Regions from separate parts of the Homo sapiens genome. Here region 1 is linked to region 2. The links are chromatin loops, found by intact Hi-C in ENCODE. Cell type or tissue: MCF 10A. All regions are shown on one strand. Each heading gives the region's core, and the rest is flanking DNA. Links, peaks and the distances in the headings are about the cores only.

Region 1 (4,384 bases), core at 81-4,080, 140 kb after region 2:
GGAGTTCTTCAAAATATGTAATCTGATAGACTTTTTCTTGTTTTTTGACATTTTATGACTTTTTTGGGAGAAACAGGCATATAATCAGTTCAAAATCTTAATCTAGTCTTTCTATGCATTATTAAGGAAATTTTAAGATAAATGTCAAATTATACTTTTGAATGTGATTGAATTTGGGCTCTGGTTATTTTTCCAAATAATATATTTTTAAAATCCTTGAATGGATTCCCTTTAGATAACTCTATGGAATTTTTCACTCCTTCAACCAATATTTATTTAGTGCCTAATTTTTGCTTGGCATTGTTCTAGGTTCTAAGGATTCAAAGTTTTTTAAAAAGATACAATTTTAAGGTCTGACACAGAGTTTCCCAACCTTGGTACTACCCATGTTTGACTGGATAATTCTTTGTTGTGGGAGGTTGTCCTGGCCATGAGAAGATGTTCAGCAGCATCTCTGGCCTCTACCCAATAGATGCCAGTAGCACCACCACCACCCCATTGCTGTGACAATAAAAAATGGATCCAGTCATTGCCAAATGTCCTCTGATGGGCAAAATTGCACTGCCCCCAGCACACTCTCTGTCACCACTGAGAATCATTGGTTTAGCAGGAGAAATAGCTAGTATACTACCGGGTCTATGGCAGTGGAAGAATATATAGAATGTTGGCACAAAGAAGGTAATGCCTGAGGTTCAGGAAATGTTTTACAATGCAAAAGATAACTTGGCCTGGATCTTAAAGGAAGAATTAGGTACTGGTCAGGTAAACAAGGAATAAGGGAAGAAAGAATAGTAATATTCAGGAGAAAAACAGCATGCGAAGACAGAAAGGTTGAAACAATTTGATGCATCTGAGAAACTCTTAGTAGTTCAGTTCAGTGTGTGGTTGGAATACAGATCTGAGGGCTATGGTAAAAAGGGAAGAAAACAATAGAGCTGGAGAGGTAGTTAGGGACAAGGTTATAAAGGAACAGGCAGGCTATGCTAGGAAATTTGTGCTTTGTTCAGCAGTGATGGAAAACCACTGGAAGTGTTAAGCAGGGAAATGGCATTTTAGGAAGACAGTTTTATAAATATGCAATGAATGGTTTAAAAAGATATGAAACTAGAAATAGGAAGACTGGATAGAAGAAAATTATAACAACCAAGTTAAGGACCCAAACTAGGGCAATGGGGGCCCGAGAGATGGAAAATGGGACATGCAATATATAGGAGGTAGAAATGATAAAATTTCCTGATTGTTATATGGAGAATAAAGAATTGGGAGGATTAAGGACAATGTCAAATTTTGGTGAAAAGAAAGGGTAAATGGAGCTGTTAGCAAATTGTGTTTACAGGTAGAAAATTCAAATAAATATCCCTGGGACAAAAACAAAAAACAAAGAAAACAAAAAAACCCTAAGTATCTTATAGCTCTATAGTTCTAAACACAATAGACAAGACATAAATTGATAGTTTTTAGAAAAACAGAACCAACACCCCCCATCTTTCCCAAAAAATCACTGTTTACTTTCATCACAACAAATTTCAACATCTTCTCTAAACATTTTCTCATGGTCTTTTTATCCCAAAGCTTTAAGAGAATGCTTTATATATATTTTTTCAAATTATTTCACTGTTAACTGATTTTTGACACATTATTTCAGCTGTTACAAAAGACTGTGAAATTTTAAGCCAAGATCGGACCATGAGGACTAAATTTTTTTGTTTATTAATGACATAAAAAATAGACAATTGTATCCATAAAATGACTTAAGTTCCATAAGCAACCATAAACGCCAAATAATTCAAGGTTTGGAGAATTTTTTTTTTCAGCATCTTTGCTGAAGAACTATGGTACTGAGGACCTCTACTGTTGAGAATATGAATGGCTTCACTGCTAGGATTAAATTTTCAGGGAATAAAAACATCAACCAGGCATAGGCAATCTACAGTCTGCCCAAAGTACAGAAATTATTTTCAGAGGCACACGGATAGTTGTGTCACTGGAACCTACGCAGAAATGCGTATGAGGTAGAATTTAGGTCTCCTCTCACCTTCTGGACTTCTCTACCTCCGTGTGCCCAGGGTCTAGTGCTGTCTTCTGGCTTGAGTCTGTGTTGGGCCTGATTACTACAGGTTTTTTTTTTTGTTGTTGTTCTTACTCTGTTCTTTTTTCTTTTCTTTTCTTCTCCTTCCTTCCTCTTTCTTTCCCTCTCTCGTTTTTCTTTCTCTCTTCCTCCCTTCATTCTTCTTTCTTTCTTTTTCCCTCCCTCCCTCTCTCCCTGTCTTTCTTTCTTTTTTTTTCTTTTTTTTGAGACAGAGTCTCTCTCTGTCACCATGCTGGAGTGCAGTGGTGCGATCTCGGCTCACTGCAACCTCCGCCTCCCAGGTTGAAGCGATTCTCCTGCTTCAGCCTCCCGAGTAGCTGGGACTACAGACGTGTATCACCATGCCCTAGCTAATTTTTTTATTTTTAGTAGAGACGGGGTTTCACCATGTTGGCCAAGATGGTCTCGATCTCTTGACCTCGTGATCCACCCGCCTCGGCCTCCCAAAGTGCTGGGATTACAGACATGAGCCACCATGTCTGGTCTTTTTTTTTTTTTTTTTTTTTTTTTTTACGGAGTCTCTCTCTCTCGCCAGGCTGGAGTGCAGTGGCCCAATCTTGACTCACTGCAGCCTCCACCTCCTGGGTTCAAGCGATTCTCCTGCCTCAACCTCCTGAGTAGATGGGACTACAGGCACCCGCCACCAAGCCCAGCTAATTTTTGTATTTTTAGTACAGACGGGGTTTCACCATGTTGGCAGGGATGGTCTTGATCTCCTGACCTCGTGATCCACCCACCTCAGCCTCCCAAAGTGCTGGGATTATAGACGTAATCTCAAATGCCACAAGATATAGGATTGGAAGAGATTTCTTTTGTGTTTATATTTAATATCTGGCTGGCCATGGCTGGGTATGTAGTGCACTTGATCTTTTTATTTTTTTTTATTTTTTTGAGACAGAGTCTCGCCCTGTCTCCCAGGCTGGAGTGCAGTGGCGCGATCTCGGCTCACTGCAAGCTCCGCCTCTCGGGTTCACGCCATTCTCCTGCCTCAGTCTCCCGAGTAGCTGGGACTACAGCCGGCCGCCACCATGCCTGGCTATTTTGTATTTTTTTAGTAGAGAGGGGGTTTCACTGTGTTAGCCAGGACGGTCTTGATCTCCTGACCTCGTGATCCGCCCACCTCGGCCTCCCAAAATGCTGAGATTACAGGCGTGAGCCACCACGCCAGGCCAGTGCACTTGATCTTTAAGTGAGATTTAATTCCAGTACTTCCATGACACTCATTATTAGTGTTTGAATTGACCCAAGCACCTCTCTGGTATACCTTGGCCAGTAACTGTCCCACATGCTAGGATTTGAATTTAGGTCCTGCTATTTATTAGTTTATTACCAAGGAACTTGTTCAAGTTACTTGACCTCTCACTCAATTTTCTCCTCTGTTCAAATGGGAGAAATAACATTTTTTAAAAAATGTTTGATCAAGTTAGATTTGTGAAAACATGTAAGACAGAGACGGATACAAAATGAATGTTCAATATTCCTAATGTCCCTTCTCTCCCTTTCCCTTCCCTTTATAAAAAATCAATTCAGAGTGAGAAATATCTGTGTTGAAAAATACGCTTAAGGGGGATCCTTTATCAACAACATATTTCCAAGCCAAATGTGAGTCAAACCAAATTCATGTCTTCATCAGATTGTGTTTTTACCACAAGAAAGTTTCTCAAATTAGGATTTATGTTGACAAAAGAAATTGGGTGTTAGAGGGCTTGGTCGTACACAAAGCACCAAAGCTGTAATCAGCTTTGTATAAAGGATTCTATAGAATTACAAAGAGTTTAGTCAACTCCCACAGTCATATGTGAATTGTGAGGTTTGGTCCGGGGACAGGTGAAGGAAAGGATCCTATGAAAGCTGGCAACAAGAGAAAGCGAAGCCCCAAATATAAAGAAGGCCTACATCATCTCTACACTATCCAATCACATTCACAACATGGCAGCATTGTGCATTTGGGCCTCCATACAAAGAAAATTCATCAGCTCCTGTGCCTCGCCTTCCAGGACTCAGAGTGAGGCCATCCTGTCACACGCTGTTTTGTTAAAAAGATATACCAAACCGGCCAGGAGCAGTGGCTCACGCCTATAATCCCAGCACTTTGGGAGGCTGAGGCAAGTGGATCACTTGAGGTCAGGATTTCAAGACCAGCCTGGCCAACATAGTGAAACCCCATCTCTACTAAAAATATAAAAATTAGCCAGGCCCGGTGGTGGGCACCTGTAATCCAAGCTACTCTGGAGGCTGAGGCAGGAGAATTGCTTGAACCCCGGGAGGTGGAGGTTGCAGTGAGCCGAGACTGCA
Region 2 (4,384 bases), core at 227-4,226:
CCACCCCGCGCCGGTGAGCTCCCCCTCCTTGCCCAGCTAGCAGGTGTCTCCAGCCCCCACTTCTAGCAGTGGGAGCTGGGCGGGCACTCCTTTAGCCCTGGGTCTGGTCGGTCACCGAGCACGCCACCTCCTTCCCAGTTCTCTCCTCTTTAAGCCTTGGGGACCCTGAACGCCCTGCCCCAACAGGCTGCCCACCTTGGGCACTGCACAGGGTGGGGCTTGGGGAGGGTGCTGGCTTCCAAAACACCAGGGACGTTGAGATGGAGGAACGGTGATGGTGAAGGTGGAATGGACAGTTGGGCCCCCAGACTCCCAGGACGCCTTTGTGGGCCGATACATTTGCAAGGAGCGAGAGAGAGAGAACCAGGCCCGCCTCTTCAGGATGGTGCTGCCCCCAGGCCACGCCGAATGCGGCTGGAGCAGGGAGGGGACTCAGCCAGTGCACGAGTGGGAGGTTGCAGTAGAACGTATCCCAACCCCAGAGGGTGGGTTCTGGCTTCCCTGCCTCAGACCTGCGGGCAGGTCCGGGAACCCGACAGGGACAGAGAAGCCCGTTTTCCAGCCTAAATAGAAGCTCGTGGGCAGCGCGTTTGCTGGAGGTCGCTTTGGGCTGAAACGCCTCTCATACTCCTAGAGGAGCGGCGCGTTTGCGTCCCGCGGCTTCTCACTTTCAGCAGGACATTAGGAGGGAGACGAGAGTCGGCTGCGCGCCCGCGGCGGCCTACGTACAGGGCTGCGGACACCAGGGGGCAGCACCGACTTAGGGTCGCGGGAGGGGTGCGGGTGCGGGCATGGGCGCGGGGGAGGCGGGTGCCTGCGAAGGCCGGGCGGGGCGGCCTAGTCGCGGCCGTTTTTAGGCCGCGTCGTTGCTGCAGCAACCCGGGTGGGGTGGGGTGGGACTCCAGGGCCTCGAGATCCCCCACACCACTTTCGCCGCCACCTCCCGCCGCACATGTCCCCTCCGAGTCGCCCACCCGGCGCTCCGCGGGGCCCCAGCTGGTAGCCTGAGTGCGACTGCGGGAACCCGCGGCCGGCGGCTGGGCCTTGTCCCAGACAAAGGCTAGGCCACTCCCATGTCCAATTAAGCCACCCTCCTCCCCGGCCTCCCAGCCCTCATTGTCCCCGGGGTCGCCAATTAGCCTAGGCGCCCGGCGTACCCGCCGCTCCGGTGCCGCAAGGCCTCCTTAACCCTTCAGGGCCTGGCCCGGGGTCCTTGGACGGCAGAGCCGCCGGCACACGCGTGGCAGGAGGGCCAGTGCTGGGACGATGGCGATACCTGCTGGCGGCCTAGCCTGTCGCCTCGGGCTCTCGCGTGTGGGGCGTGTGAGGTCTAAGAGGGAATTGTGCGTGTCGGTGTGGGGTGGCGCGTGCGATTCCCGGAGGAACTCGGAGATGGAGGGTGTGAGTGCAGGGGCTCCGAGAGACCCCTAGCGGCTAAGCCGCCCGGATCCCAAGGCCCAGGGGACCTCATTTCCTCTCGGGTTAATCGGAATCTTCCGAGCCCTCAAGCCCTTCCTCCTCCACTCCCCCGCCGCTGCTGTGGAGAACCGGAGCCACCGGTATGGCCTGGCCCTGCCCTCCCGAAGGCCGCAGCTCCCGGGCCCGCCTCCCCAGCTGACCGCGAACTCCTGCGTGGGGTGCTCCTGGGGCGGGAGGGGCGCGCTCAGCCTCGCTCTCCCCGGGACTCTCACGCTCAAGCGCCCCGGCTTGAGGCCGGGACCCCCTATTTCCCGGTTATGGGACGGCCCCTTGAGGGACAGCCTCTACGAGCCCTGGATTTATACCCCGAGCCTGCCTTCCTCCGCTCTGGGAAGGACCCAAAATCCAGTCCCGCTTCCTCCCCCTCCTTCGCTGTCCTTGGCCCCGAGGTGCGGAGCACCGGCGGTCAGGCGGGATCCCGCAGGAGGCCGAGCGCTCCCTGCTCGCAGGACAGGGCGGCAGCGGAGGGAGCCCCCGCCCTCTTGGGAGGAAGCCCGAGCTCCGGGTCTCCTGGGCACCCTCCCGGGAGCGCCTTCGGGGTGGAGGCTGGTTGCCGGGCGCTGAACGTGTCCGAGCACGCCCGGGGCGGTTTTGCACTTGGACTTCCTTTTGGGCTCTCCGGAGGCGCATATCTGTTCCTCCTATTGGATGGGGCCGGGGACCCCAAACCCACTCCGGAAGCACCGATTTCCAGCGCTGACGGCCGCGCCTGGTTTCCCAGCGAGTCCTCTTGGCAGCTCCCGCAGCTCCCCGCCGGGAGCACGAGTGGGAGCGAACCCAGAGCCCGCCCAGGCCTCGGGCCTCGGCAACTCCTCACAGGTCCACGAGATGGCGCTGCAGGCCAGGGCCCGGGCCGCGGCCTCACAGCCCGCCTCGGGCGAGAGCGGGAGATAGACTGCGGACCCCGGCAAGCGGGGCACGGAGGCACAGCCACCGACACAGGCAGAGCCGGGTCCGGAGCCCGGCACAGGCCGCCGAGGGACCGAGGGACTCCGGGGCTGCGGACACACTGAGCGGAGGGCTTGAGGCTCGGGGTGGGGCCTTCTCCCCTGCTGCCAGAACCGCCCGGCAGCGCCAGCTCGGCGACCTTCCAGGCTGCTGCAGACCCCAGCTTGTCCTCTTCTGCGCGCCCGCGGGGCTGGGCCCTCGCGTTCTCTCTGCGGGAAGTGAGCCGCCGGCCTCCGGCCTCCTGGGCCCCTCCGAAGGGGGCTGTGGCTGGCATCCGCAGCGCGCGGGGCGCACGGCCCTAGGAGCGCGGGGCCCACTCGACGGTGAGGACTTACGGGCGGGATAGGGGAAGGATCGGCGGGGATCCAGCGCTCCTCCAGCGGAGAGGGCCCCCTCGGCTCCGACCCGCCCTCCTCACCACCCTCATCCGGCTCTTCAGGGCGGGGTCTTCAGGGTCGAGGGCAGGATGTGCCCTGTGGAGCTGCTCACCTAAGTTCCTGCCTCCATAGGGGAGGCTTTGGGCTGCGTTATTCCAGCGGGAGGTGGTGGGGACTGGGGAGGGCCCAGGGGTCAGCCTGAGAATCTCGCCCTTGGATTAAAAGCCACCAATGCTCTGGGTCAAGTCTCAATGGGAGGCTGGGGATGTAAGACCCGTTGGCTGGGGAATGCCAGAGTTGGAGGGGGTGGGGCTTAGAAGCCTGTTTCCAGCTGACCTTTTATGTCCCCAGATGAGCTCTGGCACCCTCAGAGATTAACCCTACACACGTTTCCTAAGGGCACACGGCTAGAAAGCAGCCCAGTTAACACCAGTCGAGGGTCATTTCCACTGCAATACAGTCACCGGCTGGGTGATGGGACCCAGGCCAGATGTCGTCCCTGCACTAGGCTCTCAGCTCTTTTCTCTTTCAAAGTACAGTGTAGCAGAGAATAGGACCAAATCTTTGGTGATTTAATAATTATCTACATGCTCATCTATGGCTGAAGCAGCTGCTTGGTAGGAAAACTGGACAGGAGATAGATAGGTACAAGGTCGAACTCTGCCTCTAGAGCTGTGAGTGCTCTTTGAAAATGTGACTTTATTCTCTGGGCTGCAGAAGCCTCATCTGCAAAATAAGTAGTTTGGACTAAAATCCAGTTGATCTGCGAATGGCCAGTTGACCTGGGTCCAGTTTCCCCCCCGTCCCGCCCCCAGCCTCAACTGCTTCAGAGAAGAGCCATGTTCCCATTTAATGCTTGAGGAACCTGAGCCAGAGGGATAGGTGGAGTCACAGACCTTGAGGACCTTGGCCAAGATTCTTGGGGTGGGGGACTGGGTTGGTGGCCTGGATGAATTCCCAATTAGGAAATTACATTCTAAGTCCCGGCTGCCTCCATTCCCTGTGGGGTGCGATTGTCAGTCACAGCTTGGCCTTCTACCTCGAGCAAGCTGCTTTTGGAGAGATGCAGACTAGTGGGTTGCGGGCGGGGGGGCGGGGGTGACTTTGGTGCCCAGCACTACAATTTGTTGACTGTGTGTGACTTCTCTCCAAAGAGAGACCCCAAAGAGAGAAAGCGATACCAATGAAGGCCATTCAGGCACCCATGTTTAAGGGGGTCCCCCAGGCTAATTTCTTACTTGCGAGGAAGCCTTCATGGCAGTCAATGCGCTTTCACATGTGGCCTCTCCCCGACCCTCACTGGCCGGGTGGAGACTATGAGTCCTCGTTTCACAGACATGACATTGGGGTTCAGAGAAATGAAGTGAGGTGCCCAAGGCCATCCAGTAAATAAAGGACGGAGCTCTTTCACAATCCCTTGGGCCTGGCCCTTGGAAACTTTCGCTGATGAAGTGATGATGGGTGAGAGTCAGGCTTGCAGCAGGAAAAGGGCAAACGGGGCAGGGGAGGGAGTGCCCGGATGTCCTGGCCAGGAGGTGTGTCCGTGGGAGAAGCAGCCTGGCTCAGAGCCCAAGTCCAGC

The links. Peaks named below come from ENCODE experiments on the same cell type or tissue, not always from the same donor. Only the 100,000 strongest peaks of a DNase experiment are listed, where the experiment ranks them.
Region 1: a loop joins it to region 2, with 12 times the contacts of the local background. A loop is called at or near these places in 94 of 110 quality-filtered maps.

What each region holds. Positions count from the first base shown.
Region 1 is chr17:61,549,507-61,553,890 of GRCh38, forward strand. No RefSeq gene overlaps it. Among named protein-coding and RNA genes, the nearest start is that of NACA2, 40 kb to the right of the region's middle. In MCF 10A, for the core only: a CTCF peak has its summit at 1,867; no DNase peak of the experiment used is centred there.
Region 2 is chr17:61,410,240-61,414,623 of GRCh38, forward strand. It overlaps LINC02875 (long intergenic non-protein coding RNA 2875), which reads left to right and starts at 1,512. Exons shown (of 1, transcript NR_160788.1): 1 at 1,512-3,041. RefSeq lists an enhancer at 227-809 and silencers at 689-858, 2,379-2,438, 2,459-2,518. In MCF 10A, for the core only: a CTCF peak has its summit at 2,301 (motif pointing right); DNase peaks (open chromatin) are centred at 2,062 and 2,292.